3 separate regions of the Homo sapiens genome follow, and regions 2 and 3 are each linked to region 1. Evidence: chromatin loops called from intact Hi-C (ENCODE). Cell type or tissue: dorsolateral prefrontal cortex. All regions are shown on one strand. Region 1 has its middle 19 kb from the start of LOXL1. Region 2 overlaps CD276 (CD276 molecule). Region 3 has its middle 28 kb from the start of INSYN1-AS1.

What was found. A loop is a pair of places that touch in the nucleus more often than their neighbours do. Peaks named below come from ENCODE experiments on the same cell type or tissue, not always from the same donor. Only the 100,000 strongest peaks of a DNase experiment are listed, where the experiment ranks them.
Region 2: it touches region 1 in a loop (7-fold over the local background); 37 of 110 quality-filtered maps call a loop at or near these places.
Region 3: it touches region 1 in a loop (2.7-fold over the local background); 7 of 110 quality-filtered maps call a loop at or near these places.

What each region holds. Positions count from the first base shown.
Region 1 is chr15:73,903,646-73,911,645 of GRCh38, forward strand. It overlaps a transcript of TBC1D21 not described here. Among named protein-coding and RNA genes, the nearest start is that of LOXL1, 19 kb to the right of the region's middle. RefSeq lists a silencer at 4,739-4,858. In dorsolateral prefrontal cortex, CTCF peaks have their summits at 4,822 (motif pointing left) and 5,025; a DNase peak (open chromatin) is centred at 4,816; H3K27me3 peaks cover 855 bases.
Region 2 is chr15:73,708,237-73,716,236 of GRCh38, forward strand. CD276 (CD276 molecule) reads left to right here. Exons shown (of 10, transcript NM_001024736.2): 7 at 103-237; 8 at 1,412-1,453; 9 at 2,899-2,934; 10 at 4,698-6,278. The coding sequence ends at 4,720. Among named protein-coding and RNA genes, the nearest start is that of CD276, 28 kb to the left of the region's middle. In dorsolateral prefrontal cortex, no CTCF peak of the experiment used is centred here; a DNase peak (open chromatin) is centred at 4,055.
Region 3 is chr15:73,791,852-73,799,851 of GRCh38, forward strand. No RefSeq gene overlaps it. Among named protein-coding and RNA genes, the nearest start is that of INSYN1-AS1, 28 kb to the left of the region's middle. RefSeq lists enhancers at 5,397-6,355, 6,943-7,622, 7,623-8,000. In dorsolateral prefrontal cortex, no CTCF peak of the experiment used is centred here; a DNase peak (open chromatin) is centred at 4,876.

The DNA of each region.
Region 1 (8,000 bases):
ACTCTCCTCAATGCCAATAAGAAAAGACCAGGCCCCTTCACTCAGTATTCAAGACCTCAGTGATCCTGCCCTCGGTCTGCCTCTTTGACACCAACTCTTACCTTTTCCAGCCTCAAATGTATATTCTGGGCTGGGCACGGTGGCTCTTGCCTGTAATCCCAGCACTTTGGGAGGCCGAGGGGCTTGAGGTGAGGAGTTCGAGACTGGCCTGGCCAACATGGTGAAACCCCTTCTCTACTAAAAATAAAAAAAGTTAGCTGGGTGTGGTGGTGTATGCCTGTAGTCCTAGCTACACAAGAGGCTGAAGCAGGAGAATCACTTGAACCTGGGAGGTGGAGGTTGCAGTGAGCTGAGATCACGCCACTGCACTCCAGCCTGGGCAACAGAGCGAGACTCCGTCTCAAAAAAATATATATATATATACTCTGGCAACACAAAATTTCTCATCTGCTTTGTGACTTAGCCCAGGCATTTCATCTAGGAAGTCTTCCTTCTAAGTCTAGAGGTCAGTGAGTCCTTGGGCTTCCTGCCCCATCCTAAGGTGAGCACTTCTATGAGTCAGCCACAAGGAAGAACTAACCAGGTTGGAGTGGGCTGTTGGCCCAAAGTCGAGCTCTATAAGGCTACAGTGGGCTGCTCTGTAGCCAGCCATGTGTGCACTCTCCCCAGCCCCCGCAGGCATGCAGGAAGCCCCTTCTTGCCTAGTGGTGTGCTGAAGTCAGCTTGCACTGGCTCAAAAGAATGAAACTTGTGCACCTCTTCCAATTCTGCATTCAGTGGCATTATGCGGGTTGTCTGAAATCGGCTATGGCAAGAGTATTTACACCACAGAAATTGGCAATTGCTACAAATCAGGGGTTTCATTTTCTTCAAAGAGTGACCATGGCCTCCCCTCCCGCCATGTGCCATAATCCTGAGTATGTCTATGGGTTCATAGTACAGGTCCCAGGTCTGAGGCAGGGCAGAATCAGCTTGGGGGAAGGGGTGTTGACTGGCAGCATGGTGCCAAGATAGATGTGGAGCCAGGGGTCAGAGTGCAGCTGGGTGAAGTGGAAACCAAAGGAGGGACGAGAGGAGCTCATGGGACTGGGGGACAAAGGCCAGGGATGTGTGTGTAGAAAAGAGAGAGACTCCAAAAGAAATGGAGAGAGACAGCAAGGAAGAGACACGGAGAGAAGAGTAAGAGAGACATGGAGACACAGACAAAACAAAACACACAGATGGAGGGAGGAAGACAGAGTGAGACAGCAAATAGAGACAGAGGCAGAAACAGAGAGCGAGAGACAGCTTGAGACTGGGAAGAAATGACAGAGTGGAGGAAGCCAAGGGCAAAAATAGAAGAATTTAGCGACAAAAACACAAACTGGAGAGTGACAAACAAAGACCGTAGCAGCAGAGGGGGCCCAGGAGGGTGCAGCCCAGGCCTAGCTGGGGCCCACGGTGCATGAGGCAGCTTGCAAGAGAGGCTCAGGGCCCACTTAGGACAAGGCCTCCCACGCCCTCTAGCCCCAGCCATCATGTGAATACCTCCTTAGGTGTCCATCAACTACTTGAAGATGTGAATGTTTGATTGCTTCTCCAATTTAGGCATTAAATCCCTCAGTAATTCAATAATGCATTGTCCAATTACTCACATGACACGCAACTTTAAATTAGGAAAAAATATTTAGACAATTCAATTGCTAAATGATCTGATTGTTTCTGAAATTCCCTCATAATGCTCCCTTGAGTTATTCTCCCTTCTTAAATCAACCTGAGAAAGGGATGTGCCGACTCAGCAGTCTGTTTCTTGGCTCTACCTGGCTGAATTCAGTACAACCTTTAGATTAGAGTCCCCGGATTCAGGCACTTTACCTTGTCCAGTGGTGTGCTGAAGTCAGCTTGCTGGAAAAAAAAGAAATTTTCACACCTTTTCTTAATTCTGCATTCAGTGACATCATGTTGATAGCTTGAAATTGGCTGTGGTGGGAGTATTTACACCATGGAAATTGGCAACTGCTACAAACCAGGGCATTTTTTTTCTTTAAAGAGCCACCACTGCCTTTATTCACCTCCCATTCTCCCACCAATCTGTGGCCCCCAGGTGGGATAAAACCCTGAGCAGATTTGTGGGTTTACAGCATTTGCTCCAGGGCCCAGCTGGGAGCCTCCCTAAAGGGGCAGAGCAGAATCAGTTGGCTTGGAGGTTTGGGAGAGTCAACTGAGCAGCATAGGACCAAGCTGGGAATTCCAGGGCCCTTCCCTGGCCTCTGTCCCAGGGATCATTGTGCCTCCCCATCAAGACAGCACAGTCTGGAACAAAGAGCTCCTGCCTGAACATTGGGAGAACTCAGGTATCACTCGGTGTCGGTCAAGGAAACCCAGGCTCTCAGCAAGGGACTGGCTCCTGGTCACCAGCAGGGTGGATGGGATGGGCATGTCTGCTGGGCTTCAGTTTCATGTCCCGTTTTTCTAAGCTGCTCACACTCAAGAGTCCCAGAAAGTTTGTTGTGCTACTTCTAAATAGAGAAAAGTTTTGTCTCCATAAATTTATACTCTCCACTGCCTTCCCAGGAAGCTGAGTTCTGGTCACAGGTGACCCTTTGTGCTGCCATCTTGAAGGAGCTGGGTAGGCAAATTAGGGACAGGAGGGGCTAGGGAAGTGGGAGACGTATGTGGGAGGAGGTCGGGGAGAGGCTGGAGAGAACTATGGAAGAAGGATTTCATGTGTCTCCGTGGGGTATGAGACCATCTTCTGAATCTTCCCACCCAAATTGTCAGTATACTCAACCTTGCTCCCTGATGTCTTTGAGTGAATGGAATCTGGAGTGGAGAGGGTGGTGGCAGTTTGGAAAGAAGGATGAGGGACCAGCCCCACTGGTTACATGTGGAGAGGACAAGGTACACGGAGGAGGAAGGCAGGCCTGGCAGAGCTCAGATATCTGTGGGAGGAGGAGGCAGGTTCTTGCCTCTCTCTTCCTCTGGGAAGCAGCTTGTTTGGGAAATCCAAGCCCAAGTCCATCCAGGGCAAGTGCCTCGATTTTCCCTTGAGAGGAAGAAAAGGGCTTTCCTGACCCAGGAGGAGGAGAAGACTGAGGTCAAGTCAATCAAAGGGACAAAGCTAACCCCTATGCCATCAAGAATGTATGTGCAGTGCTGAGTACTATTTTTTGGATCTGAGTTGTGCTGAGTGTTGGTTTACAGAGCTCCAGAACCCCCAAGTGTAGAATGACTCATTCACCGATGTCATGTGTGTAGAGAAGAGATCTGCAAGCCTGGAAGATTCACCTCTTCAGGCTCTTGTTCTCTGTCCCACCAGCCTAGTAATATGGGCAGGTCTTAACTTTATAAAGAGGCCCCACCAACCACAATTCCATGCAAAGCTTGCTGCAGAGACCCAACTCTGAGGGTAAGGACCCCAGGCCAGACAGCAGACAACTGGGCATCTCTCTTTCTCTCTCATTTCCTCCTCCTCCTTCTCCTCCTCTTCCTCTTCTTCCTCTTCCTCCTCCTGCTCCTCCTCCTCTTTTTTTCCCCCAGTCTGAGCCCTCACTCCCCACCAGCTAACTAGCCCAGAGCAAGCAGCTAAATATAGTTCCTTATTCTTTGACTCGTAGAAATCAGCCACAAACTGTCTGTCAACATGAATTTCTCAGCTCAGTTGTTCTAGCCATGAGCAGCTGCTGCTCCTGATACTTCACCGGGCTGCTCTCAAGTTCATCTTTGGTGGGGTCTGCATGGAAGGAAAACACAAATTTGAGAGGGCAGCTTTAGAAAGTGTGAAACGGGCATAGACTTTGAAATTGGAGAGACAGGAACCAAATCTTAGCTTGACCACTTCCTAGCTGTGTGATCCTCTGCTGGCTCAATTATTGAGCTCTTACTTAGATTCTGGGAGATGCTCTAAGATCTTTCCAATAAATTCTCATTTTTGCTCAGGCTAATGTGAGTTGGGCTTCTGTCACTTGCAAGCTGAATAAGAACTTGCTTCTCAACCCCTTGGGTCCTCTGCTGATGGCCTCTTCCATCCATCCTCACTCACATGTTCCATTCCCACATTTTGTAATCTCTTACCCCTAAAAAGTTCCAAAGCTGTTTTCTTTCTCTTTTACTTTTAAGAAAGATTTTTTTCAAGTGTAACACACTTACTGTATAGTCTCAATTTGTTGGGGTATAGACGTGAAATTGTTTTCTAACTTCCCTGAGCCTCACTGTCTTCATCTGTACAATGGGACTACTATTGCCTGGCTCACAGGACTGCTAGTACGGTCAACCAGGAGCCTAGATGGAAAGCTTCTAGCCCAGGCCTGTAACAGTGGGAGGGCTGGGTAGCTGTCCATTCCTCTCCCTATGTGGAAAGTTATTCTTTACCTATCAAACAGTAGAACAGAGGCTAGAATTATAATGCCTGCCCCCAGAAAGTGGCTTTATTGAGATGTACAAAATATTCTACATTAATTTTTATTTCATTCTCACATTTATTGAGATGAACAAAATCAGTGTTATGGATTGTTATAGACACAGTATCTGTCCCTGTGCCCTGACCCTGACTGTGGGGCTGTCAAATGTGCTTCCTGGGGAACCAGATACACCAGACACACCACACACACACATAAACACACACAGGAACACATGAAGCCAAGCAAATTCAGAGACAATTTGATGAGTGTAACACACACACAGGAGGGTATATGCACATTTGTGAGTGCACTGCAGGCCCATGGCTGGATGAAGCATGGGAAATGGGGGAATCCACAGGGCGCACGTAGCCCGCCAGTCCTGGCTCTCAGCGCTCTCCTTCTGGGCCAGGCCTGGGCCATGCTTGTGTTGAGAGGCTTTGGCGCCCTCTGCTGACTGCGGTCCTCCCTGCAGCCCTCTCCAACCTAGCCAGAGCAGGTGCAGCAGGCCCAGGGAAGCCAGGCGTCTAGGAAGGGGGAAAACCAGAAGGGAAGAGACTGAAAGGAGGTAAAGAATGGAGGGAGAAGAGAACCAGAGCCTATACTGTCCCCAAAGCCACCAGGATGGAGGACCCAGCTATGCAGCCACTCACTGACCACAGCAGCTGCTTACAGACAGGAGCATCACCTCCCAGGTGCTCATGATGACTGTCTAGAGACCCTGTGGTGGCACAGCTGGTGGTGTGAAGGGCACAGGCCCCAGAAAGTTCCTCAGGCTCTGGCTGTGATGCCTTGTAAGTCCATGTGGCAGAACCATCAACCAGACCAGTGAACTTTTCCACCTCCTCTGGGAATGCCCAGGGCCAGACCTTCAATCCTGCAGGCTAGGGAGCTTGATGATGGCAAACATGGACTTGGGAACCAGACTGACCTAGGCAGAGTGCCTGCACTGCCTCTCACTAGCTGTGTGACCTTGGGCTCCTAACCTCTCCCTGTCTCTGCATCCTCGTCTGCAAAGTGAGGGGAGTAAGACAGCTGCAGTCAGGATGAAATAAAAATCCATGTAAAGGCCAGGCGCAGTGGCTCACACCTGTAATCCCAGCACTTTGGGAGGCCAAGGCAGGCAGATCACTTGAGGTCAGCAGTTCGAGACCAGCGTGGACAACATGGTGAAACCCTGTCTCTACTAAAAATACAAAACTTAGCTGGGTGTGGTGGCACGCACCTGTAGTCCCAGCTACTCCAGAGGCTGAGGCAGGAGAATTGCTTGAACCTGGGAGGTGAGGTTGCAGTGAGCCAAGATCATACCACTGCACTCCAGCCTGGGCGACACAGCGAGACTCCATCTCAAAAAAAAATCCACATAGAGTGCAGCCCAGGGCCTGAGGCAAAGTGCATAATAAATGCTAGCTACTAGCATTACTGTTGTGGTGGTTGTTGCCCTTGCCACGGGCTTCACGAGAGATGAAGGACAGAGTTTCATCAGGGCCTCTGCAGCTGGCATGACTCCTGGGAAGTGGAGGGAAGGTGGGATCATCAGAATCTCATGTTTGCGTAAGGCCATGATGTCAGGCTGTTAGATTCCTGTTAGGAACACCTGTCCCAATTGTCTGACCTTCTTTCTTCTAGGGTGGCATAGCCCTGTTCCTCTGCAGGACTCATCACAGCCAGGGAGGCCCCTCTTCTGGTGTTTTCAGACTCAAGGACACCGAGACTCACTTCTTTCTCATGACATAACCTCCAAGTTACAACACTCAGAAGCTGTCAGTGGTCATATTTTCTGTCTTAGACAAAACCAGTCTTCTGGGAAAAGAACAAATGAGGCTGATCTGCAGCAAGAAGCAAAAACAAGAACCTGGTGGGGCTGCTGTGGCTTGCAAATCCCTGGTTCCAGATGTCTCTAAGGCCCACCCACATCCCCGCCCCTCTGCTGGCTCAATTATTGGGCTGTTTCTTAGATTCTGTGAGATGCTCCAAGATCCTCCAATAAATCCTCATTTTTGCTCAGGCTAGTGTGAGTTGGGCTTCTGTCACTTGCAAGCCAGAGAACAAGGACTAGCTTCTCGACCCCCTGGGTCCTCTACTGAAAGTCTCTTCCATCTATCCTCACTACCCACATGTTCCCATCCCACATTTTTGCAATCCTCTACCCCTAAAAAGTTCCAAAGCTGTTTTCTTCCTCATTTAAGGACTTTTTTTCAAGTGTAGCACATTTTTTGTAGGGCCTCAATTTGTTAGGATGTAGACGTGAAATTGTTAATAATCTCCCCTCCAACACACACACACAGTCAACTGTGCTCTATTGAAATCCCTTTCCTACTGGGTGGTAGGGATCTTAATGACATCGTGGCTGCGTCCCACAACTCCGCCGTCACTTTCATCTACTAGAACTGTCTCATTTCGTTAATCAAGACTTCCTGTTTGTCTCTCCTGCCATTCCCACTTCTGCCCAGATGAGAGTGGTGACTGGCCCTCCCCCACCAACAAGGCCACAATGGAGGGGAGCATCCAGCTCCAGATCCGCCTCCCTATCACTTTTCTAGTCTCTCAGTGACTGCGGGGCCAGGAGAGGGACTTGGAAGCAACTCTCACATGTCCTCTCCTAGGTGGATTGTCACTGCTTCTCTGGCTACTCCACTCCCTCCTCTCTGCCCTGGTGACTGTCTCGTGGACAGCCTGTGCATTCTCTCAAGCCCTAGAGAGACGCCCTCATGGGTGGGACACCAGCTTGTCCACTTGAGCCCAGCCACCTCACACAGCTCTCTCTCTCCACTCCACCATCTGTCTTGTATTGCCCTCTTCCCCAACTCAGGCAGCTCAGAGGTATACAAGGGGGTTCACAGACTAAGCAGATGCCCCCCTGGGGGATGGTATGCTTGTCTCTCCTTACAAGAAATTATCTTATGTTATCAGGGAGGAAAGGCACCCACCCCACCCATCATCTCCCGTGAAGAGGGGAGCAAGCAGCCTCTACCACAAACACTGCCCTCCCCACATGGCAACCGACCATTCCATCCCCTGCTCCTCTTCCAGTCACTGTGGGAGGTGGTGGTGGTTGATGAGAGAAGAGCCATCAGCCCTGCGGGAGGGAGATGGTACTAGCTGCTGACCACCCACTGACAACCCTCTGAATGCAGAAGGCAGGGTCCCCAGTGCCTTTTGTACTCAGCTTTGGGTGTTAGCTGCAATTCCAGAACAGGAGGAAGAGTCCCACACAATATCCTGTTATGCTGGTGCAGAACTCTCCTCCCTCCCAGATCCCAGCTGAATTGATCAAAAGACTAGGAAAGAAGAGAACGCCTGTTGGCCTGGACTGAAAGCCAGAGAAGGTACATTCTCGTGCCAGGAAAGCTGGGGATTGCTGTAAAGTGTGCAAGATACAGATTAAAGGAAGACCTCAAGGGCTGATTCACAACTCCAATTCTTGAGAAAGCAAAACTATACTATGAGAAGTAGATGAGGTCCTGGCAGAATGTACTGACCCTAAATTAGGGCAGATGGTGGGACACGGGGCTTGCAGGGCATCTTTGGAAAGCCCTTTCCATACTATCAACTGCCTTGGGAAGGAGCTGACTGGGAGGTGGGCTGGGGTGGGGGTATGTGGTTGCCATGTCAAGTAGGTAA
Region 2 (8,000 bases), 200 kb before region 1:
AGTGAGGGTGGGAGCCCCTGTTCACACTTGGAGCCAATGGTGCTGTCCTCCGGGACATGGGGCCAGGCATGACAGTCTCACTGTTGCTACTTTTCCTCTCAGGGCAGCCTATGACATTCCCCCCAGAGGCCCTGTGGGTGACCGTGGGGCTGTCTGTCTGTCTCATTGCACTGCTGGTGGCCCTGGCTTTCGTGTGCTGGAGAAAGATCAAACAGAGCTGTGAGGAGGAGAATGCAGGTGAGTGTGTGTGTATGTGTGTGCGTGCGCATGCACACTTATGTGTCTTGGGGTATGTTGCTGTCTTTGATGTCAATAGAGTGTCACTTTCTAGTGACAGAACGAGTGTGTGTGTGCAGATGGGGCTGGATTTGTCTGTGTGTGACCTTGAGTCTACGTCTTGTGTGTGTGAACAAGCGTGAGCCTGTCTGTCCATGTGCAGATACCACAGGATGAATGTGGATGAGTGTGACTGGAAGGTGGTGGGAGTGTAAGGCCAAGTGCTACAAAGGGATGAGTGTGTGCCAACAAGTGTGCCTGTGAAAGTGTAAGTCAGTCACGTGTGTGTGAGAGAGCAGGCCAGAGCATGGAAGCTGTGCGGCACAAATGTAGGCATGCCAGGGGCGTGCATGGCACTGGGGGTGATCGTGCCTGCCTTGGAGTGAGTTTGAAGCAGCTGCCATTTGCGGGGCTGAGGGTCAGCCCGAGCTGGCATTGGTGACTGGTAAGTGGGTGAGAGGACATTGGTGGGTGGTGAGTTGACCCTGGTGGGTAAACAGATGCATGAGAGTAGATGGGTAGTCAGAGGCTGGGGATGGCTGGAGGTTGGGAAGGAGAGGGAAGAAGAGTGGTCAGTTGGCAGATAGGTGAGTACTTGTGAGGTAGACAGGTGGAAGGATGAGCAGGTAGACGGCTGGTTGGTTACATCTGTTGGAGGTTGATGGTTGGCAGGGCTACTGAGCGAGCGGATGGGTGAGGTGATGGGTGGGTGGGCTGGTGGAGGGTAGGTGGATGGTCTTTGGCTGGGTGTGTGGCGGGGGCTCCAGGTTGAGTGGATGGTCTTTGGCTGGGTGAGTGGTGGGCTCCAGGCTGGGTGGATGGTCCTTGACTGGGTAAGTGGTGCACTCCAGGCTGGGTGGATGGTCTTTGGCTGGGTGAGTGGTGGGGGCGCCAGGCTGGGTAGTTTTTGGCTGGGTGAGTGGTGGGCTCCAGGCTGGGAGCCCCTTCATGTTGTCACAGGCTCGGCTCTGCTGTGCTCTGCTCTCGGGCTCTAACCCGTGTCTAGCATTTGGTCCGCAGGTCAGGCCCACTCAGGCCCTGTTCACCAGCTTCCTGCACTCTCAGGTGGGAAAGTGCTGGCATGAAAATGGGCTTGCAAAAGATTTTTGTTTATTCTGAGTTCTTGCCTTTGCAGGAGCTGAGGACCAGGATGGGGAGGGAGAAGGCTCCAAGACAGGTGAGTCTGAACTTGGAGCTGGCCCTCTTGGCTGGGAGAGGGACATATGGGAAAGGAGAGAGGACTCTAGGATCTGGAGGGGCCAGATTTGCTGTAAGGTTTGAATGAAATGTGTTCTGTGGACTCAGACCTCCCCACCCCGGTGAGTCTGCTCTTTGCCCAGAGTTAGGCAGGAAGTGGATCACCCAGTTCCCTCCCAGGTGTGGCTTCATTTCTCCTGCCAACCTTTACCCATCTGCCAGGGCCGATTCCACCTGATTGGCCCCACACCGTGGAGTCTGGTGGCTTCCTAGGGGTGGGAGCAGGGGCTCCGGAGATAGGGAGTCTGGGTTTAAGTTCCTGCTCCATCTCAGGTAAACAGAGTGGCCTTGAGCAAGATGCTTTGCCTCTCTGGCTTCGGTTTCCTCTTATGTAAAATGAGGATAATCACAGATTCATAGGTTGTTTGAATTATTAATTGAGATAATGTATATAAAGGACCTAGTATCATATCTAGTGCCAAGTGCTTAATACTCTGGAGTCCTATTACTATTAGGCAAACAGCTTAAGACAATACTGTTCTAGTTACAGACTGTGTAGCTTTGGGCAAGGTGCCTTGCTCCTCTGGGCATCAGTTTCCCATCTGTAAAATGTCATCCTGACCCTGCCCTGATGGCACCAGAGGGCTGTTTTGAAGCTCTTTCAGGTGACTGGAGAGGGAGGTACTTGCAAAGGACATAGGAGCATGGCACAGTAAGCTGGGGGCCCAGCTTGGGTGGGTGCCAAGGCACTGGTGCCCATGGCCGACTCCCAGGGGATCCTGGGCTGGGAGAGGCAGGTTTCCGCTGAGCCATTTGGGATGGTTCCAGTTAATGCCAGTTCCCTCCCCACCCCCGCAGAAGGAAGGGCAGGAGATTGACACTTGGGGACTGCTATAAATTATGCCAATTAATTCTTTGCCTGTTGGTGCCCAGCGTGGCAGGCGTAGAGACAGCTCTGGGATCAGACCTCATTCTTCATGCTCAGAGGCAGATGTAGTTGGCAGAAGGGAGGGAGTGAGGAGAAGAGTGTGGGTGATGGAGTTGGTCAGTCTCATTCCACATGGTCCCAGGCCCACCTGCAAATCTGCCAGCCTCCTTTAGCTTCTCACATCACCCTGTGTGTACATTGGGCTCAGGGCACTTCCGCATCTCCAGCTGGAGGTGGAGGGCTCGAGGGTTGTCCCATTCTATAGATGCAGAAAACTAAGGCCCAGAGAGGAGAATGACAAGCCACAGAGTGGAACTGGGACCTGGGACTGGGGCTTGGGACAGCAACCTAGGGCCCCTTCCCTTGTGCTATGAAGTGGTCCCACTCTGCTGACTTGTCCCGCCCCTTCCAGCCCTCACTCCTCCCTCTGCCTGACTCCCTACCCCACCACTTCCCATGGTTCCTCCCTCACCGTGTGCGCCTTCCTTTTTTTACAGCCCTGCAGCCTCTGAAACACTCTGACAGCAAAGAAGGTAAAGACACCTGGGCTTGAGGTTGTGTCTGTGTATGCACACATCTGTGTGTGAGAGGCTGAGAGGGTGGGTAGGCATCATCCTTTCACTAGTGACCTGAGGCCCCCTCTGCAGAAGAGCAGCCTCAACTTCCCCCTGGTGAGATGGCAGAGGGCTGAGTAACCAAGGTCCCAGCTGCTCTGATGGGACCCAAATACGACAGAGGCTTAAGCAGGACAGGAGTTTATTCCTCCTTCCTGTGATAGTGTGAGCATAGGTAATCGTAAAACCACTGATGACCTGGAGCCAGGTTCCACTTACCTGGATTCTGCCCTCTTCAACTTCAAGCTTTCACTCCTAGGTCTAAGAGGCTGTTTGTGCTCCCACGCCCCCTCCAGAGCCAAGAGGGAGAGAAAGGAAGGATATGTTTCCTTCTAGAGCTTGAGTGGAAGTAGCCTGCATCACTTCCGCTTACATTCCATTGGTCAGAACCCAGGCATATGAGCCCTAACTCAGGGGAGGCTAGAAAAGTGTTCAGCTGGGTAGCCATGTCCCTGGCGCACAGTGGGTGGTTAGTAAATGTCCATAGTCATTATTGGGCCTATTGTTATAATGTCAGTGATGACATTTGGAAATACAGGAGATAGGTCATTTCCTTCCTGTTTTTCAGAATCAAATAACCATAGAAGAGCTGGGCAGATGGAGATAAAAAGTGTCAGCTTAGGCCAGGCATGGTACTTCACACCTGTAATCTCAGCACTTTGGGAGGCCGAGGTGGGTGGATCACTTGAGGTCAGGAGTTTGAGACCAGCCTGGCCAACATGGTGAAACCCTGTCTCTACTAAAAATACAAAACTTAGCCGGGCGTGGTGGTGCATGCCTGTAATCCCAGCTACTTGGGAAGCTGAGGCGGGAGAATCACTTGAACCTGGGAGGCAGAGGTTGCAGTGAACTGAGATTGCACCTGTGCACTCCAGCCTGGGCAACAGAGCAAGATTCCATCTCAAAAAAAAAAAAAAAAAAAAGTCAGCTTGGTTTTGAAGAGTTGCTGGAGAATGTGGCCTGGATGGGCAAACCAGTTTGCTTCCTAACCCTGCTCCTTGGTGAGGCAGCCTGCCCCCTCAGTCTCTGGCCATGCTGGACAACCACAGAGGCAGTGCCCAGATGGGGGAGCTCTTCTCCTCTCCCCAGGGACATACAGAGCCCCAAGAATGGGTGAGGGAGAGGGCAGGGGAAGGGCCCAAGCCCTTCTTCCCAAGTCTCCATTCAGCTTCAGATGCAGAGTGGGGTCTGAAAGATGAGTCTTTGGGATGGCCCTCCACATGGAGACAGGAAGCCCAAGGGAAGGAGGAGGGCCCCTGCCGTGTCACTCTCAGGGAAACCAGTGTGGAGGGGACACTGGGAAGGCTGCCTGCTGGACGAGGGAGTTGGGCCAGGCCTTGGAGGGTGGATGGGATGGACAAACAGGAGATGAGAAGGGAAAAGTGTTGCACGTAGAGGGAGAGTGGAGGGAAGTGTATCGGGCTGTGGGCCTGTGGGTACTGAGAGGGGGCTGCGTGAGGTGGTCCCCCTCAGGTGCCCCGGCGTGCCTGGCACCTGCATCTGTGTCTGGGCCTCCAGGGCCGTGGTCAGCACGGGGGCTGTCCGTTGGGCTGCTGTCTCACACACACTCCCCACTTGAAGTCTGACCAGGTGCTTGGGCTTCTGGCATAATCCCAAAAATAGATCTTCTGGCATCTAATGCTTTTCCCTTCCCTTTTTTTTCTTCCCATCATGAAATGAAGATGATGGACAAGAAATAGCCTGACCATGAGGACCAGGGAGCTGCTACCCCTCCCTACAGCTCCTACCCTCTGGCTGCAATGGGGCTGCACTGTGAGCCCTGCCCCCAACAGATGCATCCTGCTCTGACAGGTGGGCTCCTTCTCCAAAGGATGCGATACACAGACCACTGTGCAGCCTTATTTCTCCAATGGACATGATTCCCAAGTCATCCTGCTGCCTTTTTTCTTATAGACACAATGAACAGACCACCCACAACCTTAGTTCTCTAAGTCATCCTGCCTGCTGCCTTATTTCACAGTACATACATTTCTTAGGGACACAGTACACTGACCACATCACCACCCTCTTCTTCCAGTGCTGCGTGGACCATCTGGCTGCCTTTTTTCTCCAAAAGATGCAATATTCAGACTGACTGACCCCCTGCCTTATTTCACCAAAGACACGATGCATAGTCACCCCGGCCTTGTTTCTCCAATGGCCGTGATACACTAGTGATCATGTTCAGCCCTGCTTCCACCTGCATAGAATCTTTTCTTCTCAGACAGGGACAGTGCGGCCTCAACATCTCCTGGAGTCTAGAAGCTGTTTCCTTTCCCCTCCTTCCTCCTCTTGCTCTAGCCTTAATACTGGCCTTTTCCCTCCCTGCCCCAAGTGAAGACAGGGCACTCTGCGCCCACCACATGCACAGCTGTGCATGGAGACCTGCAGGTGCACGTGCTGGAACACGTGTGGTTCCCCCCTGGCCCAGCCTCCTCTGCAGTGCCCCTCTCCCCTGCCCATCCTCCCCACGGAAGCATGTGCTGGTCACACTGGTTCTCCAGGGGTCTGTGATGGGGCCCCTGGGGGTCAGCTTCTGTCCCTCTGCCTTCTCACCTCTTTGTTCCTTTCTTTTCATGTATCCATTCAGTTGATGTTTATTGAGCAACTACAGATGTCAGCACTGTGTTAGGTGCTGGGGGCCCTGCGTGGGAAGATAAAGTTCCTCCCTCAAGGACTCCCCATCCAGCTGGGAGACAGACAACTAACTACACTGCACCCTGCGGTTTGCAGGGGGCTCCTGCCTGGCTCCCTGCTCCACACCTCCTCTGTGGCTCAAGGCTTCCTGGATACCTCACCCCCATCCCACCCATAATTCTTACCCAGAGCATGGGGTTGGGGCGGAAACCTGGAGAGAGGGACATAGCCCCTCGCCACGGCTAGAGAATCTGGTGGTGTCCAAAATGTCTGTCCAGGTGTGGGCAGGTGGGCAGGCACCAAGGCCCTCTGGACCTTTCATAGCAGCAGAAAAGGCAGAGCCTGGGGCAGGGCAGGGCCAGGAATGCTTTGGGGACACCGAGGGGACTGCCCCCCACCCCCACCATGGTGCTATTCTGGGGCTGGGGCAGTCTTTTCCTGGCTTGCCTCTGGCCAGCTCCTGGCCTCTGGTAGAGTGAGACTTCAGACGTTCTGATGCCTTCCGGATGTCATCTCTCCCTGCCCCAGGAATGGAAGATGTGAGGACTTCTAATTTAAATGTGGGACTCGGAGGGATTTTGTAAACTGGGGGTATATTTTGGGGAAAATAAATGTCTTTGTAAAAAGCTTTTTCTCTGTGAAGTGTTTGGAAGCAGGGTGGGCCCCAGGACTCAACCAGCAGGATTCTCTCCTGGATGTTGCAGGCTGGGGTAGGGAAGCCTGGCCCTCCTTATCTCACCGTCCTTAAATCACTGGATCCCCAAGGCCATTTGGCTCCCTCCTTGGCTTCAGTTTCCCTCTGGGTAAAGTGAAGTTGGTTGTCCAGAAAGCCAGGCCCTTTGGTCACTGTATGGGGCTCCTCCCACTGGAAGCATCACTCAATTTCTTTGCCTCAGAAAACTCAAACCTAGGCTTGTTTAGGGCCTCTACTAATGAACCCATTTTAGAGACTGTGAAGCTGAGACCCAGTAAGAAGCTGGCACCAGGAAAAGAGTTCTGAATGCTGTTTCTGGCTGACTCAATTGGATGGGCACCAGGCCAGGGATCAGAGGTCCATTCCCAGGACATAGTTCTGCCCTATGACCCTGAGCAGGACATTTACCTTCTCTGAGCCTTGGCTTTCTTGTACAAAAAATAGCCACCTATGCATAGTGGCTCATGCCTGTAATCCCAACACTTTGGGAGGCTGAGGTGGGAGGATCGCTTAAGGCCAGGATTTCAAGACTAGCCTGGGCAACATAGCAAGACCCTGTCTCTGCACAGAAATAAAAAATTAGCGAGGTGCGGTGGCACCCACCTGTAGTCCTAGTTACTCAGGAGGCTGAGGTGGGAGGATCGCTTAAGGCCAGGATTTCAAGACTAGCCCGGGCAACATAACAAGACCCTGTCTCTGCACAAATAAAAAATTAACTACAGGCACACACCTGTAGTCCTATTACTCAGGAGGCTGAGGTGGGAGAATCACTTGATCTTCAGCCCAGGAGGTCGAAGTTGCCATGAGCTGTAATTGTACCACTGCATTCCAGCCTGGGCAACAGAGCAAGACTCTGTCTCTAAAGAAAAAAAAAAAAGAAAAGAAAAATAGGACTGAGGTTTTAACTACCTTCCATTTTGAAAGACTGAGAGGAGGCGCACAGGCTTCCAGAGAGCCAGATTCAGGGCTATGGGAACCTGCCTAGGATACTGCGTTCGCTTGCCCCTGGATGACAGTGTCCTGGCACTGGGACAGCCTGGAGCTTTGCAGACCCTGGGCAGCAGGAGGAGCCTGTGCTGGGGGTGAGGACACTTGACTTTCAATCCTGGCTCTGCTGCTAACCTGTGTCCATGTCCTTCATACCTCTGAGCCTTACTTTCCTTATCCATTAGATAGGGGTGACAAGTCATCTCCCAAAAAGTATGTGGCATTCTTTACAAACTGGAGGCTTTGTTATAAAGTTGATGGCTCTAGGGGTGAGATCAGTCATGTTGCTTGAGGTCCTGTCATCGGTGCTCTGGGTGGGTATTAGGATTGAAAGACTTATGCCTTTGCCCCTTCAACCCACTGTGTGCCCTTGAGCTTGCTGCTTCACCACACTGGGCTTCAGTCCCTACCTGTAGAGACAGTAATAGTTCCTGTTTCAAAGCACTGTTGAGAGGGCTGGATAAAGCAGTGGGTGAGAAGACACTGCAATTAGGCCAGATGCAGTGGCTCACGCCTGTAAACCCAGCATTTTGGGAGGCTGAGGCAGGCAGATCACCTGAGGTCAGGAGTTCAAGACCAGCCTGGCCAACATGGTAAAACCCTGTCTCCATTAAGAATACAAAAAAATTAGCCGGGTGTGGTGGCACGTGCCTGTAGTCCCAGCTAA
Region 3 (8,000 bases), 110 kb before region 1:
GTAGCAGACCCTAAACACTTCCAGCAGCTCACTCCCAGCAGTAAAAAAAGTAAGTGTGGGCTGGGCGCAGTGGCTCACGCCTGTAAATCCCAACACTTTGAGAGGCTGAGGCAGGCAGATCATGAGGTCAAGAGATCGAGACCATCCTGGCCAACATGGTGAAACCCCGTCTCTACTAAAAATACAAAAATTAGCCGGGCGTGGTGGCATGCATCTGTAGTCCCAGCTACTCAGGAGGCTGAGGCAGAAGAATCGCTTGAACCCAGCAGGCAGAGGTTGCAGTGAGCCGAGTTCGCGCCACTACACTCCAGCCTGGCAACAGAGTGAGACTCAGTCTCAAAAAAAAAAAAAAAAATTAAGCGTGTCCCTAATACATATCAATATTAATTCATTCATAAATTATATGCATGTATTTCTGTGCTAATATAGTCTATATGTTATAAAATATATACAATAGTCATATTAAAAGTATAAGATAAAGAACAAAATATAAATAGAAGCTCTAATAGCTTCTTCCCATACCCCAGCGGATCCTCTTATGCCCCCACTGGAGGCAGGAACAGTACTTTGGAAACCTCTTCATGTGCCGGTAGCCTGAGTAAATTGCAGAAAAGCTTCTGCCAGGGCCGATGTGAGAGGAGAAGCTCCAGAGCCCCCACGTGGGAGCCAGGGAGTGCTAATGTGGGTGATTAAATCATTTACAATAATCCATTTGGAACAGCAGCCGTGTCTAACATGGGGCGTGATGACTGCTCCACAAATAGAAAGGTGGCCAGGGAGGCAGTTGGTGGGACATATTCCAAGGGCATGGGGTAGGCGCACAGACTTACCCTTGCTACTCACTGTCTTGCTGCAGTTCACCTGCCAGCCTCTGTGCCTGCCCAGTGCAATGGATCAGTCTGCCCCCTCCCTGCATAAATGTGCCTGTCCTCTTCTGCATCTGAATCGGTCCCATCTCTTCTAGGAAGCCTCATTGATGGCTCTTTTCTTTCTCTCTCTCTCTCTCTTTTTTTTTTGAGATGGAGTCTTGCTCTGTTGCCCAGGCTGGAGTGCAGTGGTGTGATCTTGGCTCACTGCAACCTCCGCCTCCTGGGTTCAAGTGATTCTCCTGCTTCAGCCTCCCGAGTAGCTGGGATTACAGGCACACACCACCAAGCCTGGCTAATTTTTGTATTTTTAGTAGAGACACGGTTTCAATATGTTGGCCAGGCTGGTCTCAAACTCCTGACCTCAAGTGATCCGCCCACCCCCTACCTCAAGTGATCCGCCCACCTCAGCCTCCAAAAGTGCTGGGATTACAGGAGTGAGCCACCACATCTGGCCCCTCAGACTACTTTTTCTACACTGCACCAGGCTGGTGCTTTGCTCCATACCCTCAGTGTACTTGACACTGTGGCCTCTTTGGCCCTTGATGACCACCTTCCCTTACCAACCTGACTCCCCTCCTGTTGCTCTCCTCTTCACTCATTCTGTTCCAGCCACACTGGCCTCCTTGCTGTGTCTCAACAAATGCTGAGCACTTCCCCACCTCTCGGCCTTTGCACTGGCTGTTCCCTCTGCTGGTTACAGCCCCTAAGCCCAGGTGACCCTCAAGGTTTACTCTATCATGGCTTTTCCATCTCATCTCAGCTGACGTCTTTCCTGACCAGCTAGTAGAAAATAGCAAACCACCCCCGTCACTCCTTATTTCCTTAGCCTGCTTTGATTTTTCCATAGCCCTTGTGTTTAATTGTTCTTTTTTTTTTTTTAACTGTCCACCTCTGCCAGCTAACCTGTAAGCTCCATAAGATTAGGCCTTTGCTTTGTAAACTGCAGCATCCCCAGGTTCTAGAACTGAACCTGACACATGGCAGGTGTTCAGGAAACATTGGTTGAATGAATGTGTTCCATTGCTATCCCATGAGGCTGAATCCTGTCTCTCCCTGGCCTAGGCCCATAGGAGAGAGGCTGGAGCTTTTCCTCTTCCATCTCTCCCGTTGGTCAACTCTCCAATTTAGTGGCTGGTCCCTCCCATCCGGCATTCTCCTTCACCATATCCATCACATGTTTAATTACTTTTTGGGAAGGTGTCTAGCTTCCCCATCACCTAACCCCCTAATTGCTCAAAACTAATTTTTTTGGGGGTGAGGATCTAAACGGTGCTGGATAAGAGGGAACCAGGAGGGCCGAGGAGCCACCCAGACAGCCCCTTCAAGATTTCCAAGTCAGTTTTGAAAGAGCAGCAGGCAGTTACTTTGCTCCCTAATTACCAGCCTCACTGTGGACATCCTCAGAAGACACATCTTTCCTAATTGAAACAGCAGGGTGGATTGCAGGCTCTGGGCAGCCTCCTTTGCCTTTTCTGGCAGGAGCCAGAGGCAGGCAAAGGTGTTTCATTAAAAGAGAGCTGTGGAAAGGGAGTGGTCATGGTGCCCACTGCCTCCTGGAGGCCCACAATTTAGACGCACAATGAAACAGCAAATATGACAACAAAAGAATCAAGTCCCTGGTCTGTCTCCCCATCTCAGGGCCTGGGCCTCACCTGGCCTCTCCTTCTCCCATCAACTCTCTCCTGCATAGCCACAGACTCCAGCCAAGTGGCAACTCTGCTGAGCACCTGCCCGAGTGGACTTTGGCCTCCTGCCATCTGTGAGCAGGGAGGTGTAGCTCAGGGGTGGTCCCGGGATCGTGGGCAGCCCCTCTCCTCCCTGGAAGAGATAAAATCTTGGCCCAGGCCAGCCAAGCTCAAGGTCTTAAGGCTTATTCAGCTTGCTGGAGTTGCTGCTTATGGCGGAGCCTACTGAGCCTACTGACTGCATTCCCTGTACCTAGTCTCCTCCTTTTTTCTGAGTAATAAGAACACTTCAGTTTTCCTCTAGGTGGCAAGATGCCCAGCTAAAAGACTACATTTCCCAGTTTCCCTTGCAGCTACATGTCACCAGTGATTTTGTGGGGTGGATTTTTAAGCAGATGTTGTAGGGAGGATTTGGGGGAATATCCCTTCAGGGAAAGACAGGTAGATAACATGTGCCCTTTTATTTTTCACTATCCTCCTTATTTCTGCTTCTTGCCCAGAATGTGGATGTGATGAATGGAGCTCAAGTAGCCATCTTGGGCCCACGAGGATGACAGCCATATATAAGGGATGGTAGGTCAAAAGATAGAAGGAAAGTAGATTCCTGAGCATCATGGAGCTGCCATACAACCTTGGACAGCTTAACTCCAGACTTCTTTTTTGGCAGAGAATAAACTGCAAATGTGCTTTTGCCACTATAGTTGAGTTTCTGTTATTAACGGCTGAAAGCAAATCCTAATTCACTGACCCCTTTAAGAATGTGGTAAAATGTGGGCCCTCACTCCACAGGTGCATAGAACAGCAAGAGACATGGACACACGTGTACACACACACACACACATGCACTCTCTCTCTCTATTTTTTACACAATTTGTGGGGGAGAAAAAGCCATAGACATTCTCCAAGTAAGCAGACTCAATCATTGTTTTAGTCTGTCACCCAGGCTTTAGTCCTTGTTGCTCACTGTGTCTGGGGCTTTGAGGTACAAACCCATGACCTGGCATTTAGAATGTGTTTTATTGACAGCCCTTTTGCATTTACTGCTGTTAGATCAAGTATTTGCATCATGGAGTAGAAAATAACCCAGTACCTGTTCTTGCCGAGTCCTGAGTGGGGATGGGGAAGGAACACTAGACTGATTTATTACCAATACAGATGGGATAAAAGTTAGGTCTGCAGAGGGCCATAACCAGGAGGTGCTCTGGATCACAGGAAACAGTGGCCTGCAGGAATGAGAGAGGGCTTCCTGGAGGAGGAAGGAACACTAGACCTGGAAGGGCCAGCTGAGAGATGTAGAGGGAACAGGGATCACCTGAAGGCAGCAGCTAAGATGACAATGCTAAGGGGACTTTGGCCTCGGTGTCCATAGGGGACTGAGCAGGCAAAATACCTTCACCTGGAGACACAGAGATCACTGTGGTCATACCAAGCCCTGGTGGGAGGGCGAGGAGTGTGAACTCAGTCTTTTCATCCTAAGAATATGACGGAGAGCCTTGCACATTGGGCCTGGCAGGCAGAACGTGGGGCCAGAGACCATGTGGGCCATTTCAGAGAATGGGAGGCTGGAGGTCCCCACCTTTCCCACCCTGCAACAGGTGCAGCTCATGAGGATCTGAGGAAGCCGCCCTACGTGGTCCCAATTCCTTGCGCACACTGCTGGCTGTCAGTGCCTCACTCTGTTTCCTCTGCCTGTCTTCCTCAAGGCTTGTGCCCTCCGCTGGCCCTTCCAGGTCTAGTGTTCCTTCCTCCTCCAGGAAGCGCTCTCTTATTCCTGCAGGCCACTGTTTCCTGAGATCCAGAACACCTCCTGGTTATGGCCCTCTGCAGACCTAAATTTTATCCTGACCTCTGCCTCCAGGCCTCGCTCTGCCAGCAGTTCTCCTCTATGCCTTCCTTCTAGTCTCTCTCTTCTCCCACCCACAGATCTCCATGCTCTGGGGCTCTCAAAGAATTCAGGGACTGTGGCATTCAAGGCCAGCTGGTTGATGTCACTCCTTCTAGCCTCGAGGAGAAATCTGCTCCGTTGCAACCTATGCCAGCTCAGAGGCCCCCCTCCTCCCACAGATACCCACTCTAAAAAGTCCTCCTCCTCCTCTCACCTGTCTTCCCCCATAAGGGTGACGGAGGTCAGAGAGACATAAACAACCTACGGTTTCCAATTAATTTTTAATTGCAACTTGAAATTCTTAATTGCAGCTGACACGCTATCTCTGATGGAGGCGCGATGGTGAAGGTGGGGGTGGCGGTGACCCAGTTAGAGATGTTCAGCCCCTGTCGGACCAGGCACTGAGCCAGCTGAGGAGAGGACCAGAGGGCAGCCTGAGCCTGGCTGGGCGTGCTGGCCAATTGCCCCAGGAATGCCATGGTGGAGTAGTTGTGCCTCGGGCCCTGGGCCTGCTCCCTCAGAGGCCAGAGGCCTGCACTTTGGCCCATCCTCTGGGGAGGGCTACCAGAGATGCCCCATTTGTCACTGTCTCATTATGGCCACTGAGGGTCCTGACAGGACAATGCGGCAAGCTCCAAGTGGCCCATCAGGGCCTCTACTGGAGCCCGTTTGGACATGCAAAAACCAGCCAAGTTCCAGACAAACAGATGAGTTGGTCACCCTAGCTGGAAAACAATTAGCCCCTTTGACACCCTTAGTTCTGGGAAGCGGGGAGCTGCCATTGAGACACTCTTAGATGGCTGGGGAGCTGCCCCTCCCCTCCTCCCACAGCTGTTCCTTGACCTGAGGTGCCAACATTGGGTCTGTGCGACCACAGGGTCTGTGGGTGCAGCTTCTCTCCTGGGCTAGTCGCCTGTGCGTTCTGCCCAGCAATCTCTACCTCCCCCCTTGGTAGGGAGACAGACAGGTAGATCTGTCTGTCTACCAGCTCCACAGGCAGGTTGTTATCTGATCTGGAGCAAGACATGTCCCTGGTCTGAGCCTTAGTTACTCCCTTTGCCCTTCCTCTAGTTCAGGAGTAGCCTGGTAGTGCCACTCGGGGGTAGCCAGTAGTGTGGTTGGGAGTTGCAGGACAGGAAGGGGCCAGAGATGGACAGCATCATCTGCCTCTGCAGCCTGTCCTGAGGGAGGAGCTCTCAGAGTGTGGGAGAAATCTCGCCCAGCTGCCACCCTGCTGTGGGAGTGGGGCGCCCATGGAAGGAGCCAGTCCGAGGCGTTCTGCCATCCTCTGCTCACCCACCCACTCCTGGCATGCATTTGCAAATTCTTTGGCTAAGGTAGCTAGTTCTCCACAGGCGCTATTACCTGAGACCTGCCAGCTAGTGACAACAGAAAGCCCGCACGTTGACGTCCCTCTTTGGCTTGCCTGGAAGTCTACTCGGGGCTGCAGGACTGGCAGGAGCGGGGGCTAGGGTCAGAGTGGGGCAGAGACCGTGGCTGCTTATGGGGCAGGGAGAGGGTCTGGGCCGGGTCAGGGGCTGGGGGAGTGGGAGGATCTGGAGAGGATGGGCTTTCCTGGGGAGCTGGGGGAGCATCCCATGGGTGTGCTCTGCTGAGTGACACAAATCTGGCTTTCACTCACTCATTCATTAATGCATTCATTCATTCACTCATTCATTCATTCGCTCAACAGAGGTTTACTGAGCAGCTGCCAACTGCAGGCCCCATTCTGGGCCCTGGGGGAACTTAGGAAGGAAACAGGCCAAAGCCAGAATACCAGTCCCAGGAAGCCACCTTTTCTCCAGGGGTGTGGTTCATGCCCCCTCCTGGCTTGGCCCCCTCCCTGGTGGACCCCCTACCTTCTCTATCACAAGTCCAGGTCTGCAGTAAGGTAGACACAGGGTCCTGGGGTTCCAACCTGGTCCAAGGGAGCAGCCTGGAGTGTGCTTAGAAACATTTGTTGACTAATGGGCTCAGGGACTGAGGGCCTGGGGAGCCTGATCAGGGAGCCTGCACCTGCCTGTCCCTCGATGTCATTCCCTCAGTCTTCCCGGCACTGAATGAGGCCCAGTGTGGGCAAAGCCGCGTCATCCTTAGCAGGGGCCCCCATCCCAGGGCTTATGAGGCACCCCAGCTCCCCAGGAGCCCCTCTGGGAAGCTGCAAACTCTGCTTTCCATACTTCAGAATTCATCTGTCCTGCCACCCCTTCCTTCAGACCCCCTGGGAGTCAATGGGACTCAAGGGATCAGTGAAATAACCCAAAGTACATTTATGATACAACCCCCTCAACCATGCATTCTGCACCTCCACACCCCTCCAAAGCCCTGCCCTTGGGGAGCCTGGAGACACATGGAGAGGGACCTGCCTGGGTCCTAACAACTGTAACATGTGAACACTGACCCCAAGTGACATGGAACCCTTGTGATATGGCAGGTGCCACACTTGGCACTTTACATACATAGTCACATGCACTGCTTATAGTAACCCCGGAATAGGCACTATCACTATCCCCATTTTACAGATGAGGACACTGAGGTGTAGGGAGGGCTCTCACTTGCCCATGATCATTCAGCTGGGGAGTGGGACCTCACACACAAACCCAGGGGTCTGACTGCTGAGCCCATGCTCCTAATGTCCACACGGTGCCCTCCTACGAAGCGAACCTAACAGCAGAGCACGATTAACAGCAGGTGAGGACAAAAGTACATCAGCCTGTTGGTGCTCAGAGGGGACGAGGCCCCTGTAAACGGAACACTCAGCGAAGGGCCCTAAAGGAGCGGGGATGGGGGCTCCTCAAGGCAGATCCTGAGCAGGACCCGCCCAGCACCCGCTCCCAGCCTGTCAGGAAGGCTGAATGAAAGAACACCGTGTGGATCTTCCTCTGGCCCTTGGAGGCTGTGCCCTCTGCTCAGAGAGGAGGAGCAAGGACATTAGCAGGAAGGGCTGCAGAGTGAGCTAAGGTCTGGAGGTGAGGATGACTCTGAAGGCCTTCCTGGAGAGCAGGCTGAGGAGGTAATGCCTGACTTGGTGGGGGAGGGGTGCTGAGGACCCGCAGGCCACTGTGGAATTGGACCCATCTGGCTGAGGCAAAGGCGCTGGCAGTTATGTTGCACTAAGTGGGCCAAGAGGTGACCTCTGCTTTGGTCTGACTTTGGCCACAGACCTAAGAATCTGGATACAGTTGGGCTAGAAGGGCCTTGGCAGACTGCACAGCTCAACCTGTCTTGTGCAGGTGGGAAGTGGGAGATCCAGGGAGGAGGGACTTGCCTGCACCCTCCCCACCTCCTGCTTGGGTGTGTGGCCCTCCCGCTGGGTGGGAAGAGCAGGCAGGAAACATTGTCTGAGGTTTCCAACCACACGGGAGGAACCCTGAAAAGACATTCCTGAGAGAGGCATAAACTAAGACCTAGAAAAGACAGAGGCTGACCTCACAGCCCCTGACTTCCTGCTTCAACCTCCCTTCCCAGCCCAGGCCAGTCTCTTCCCCATGGTCGCACCTTTGCTCAGCAGTTCTTCCCAGCGGGAATGACTGCCCCCACTTTCTATCTTTCTGTCTCTCT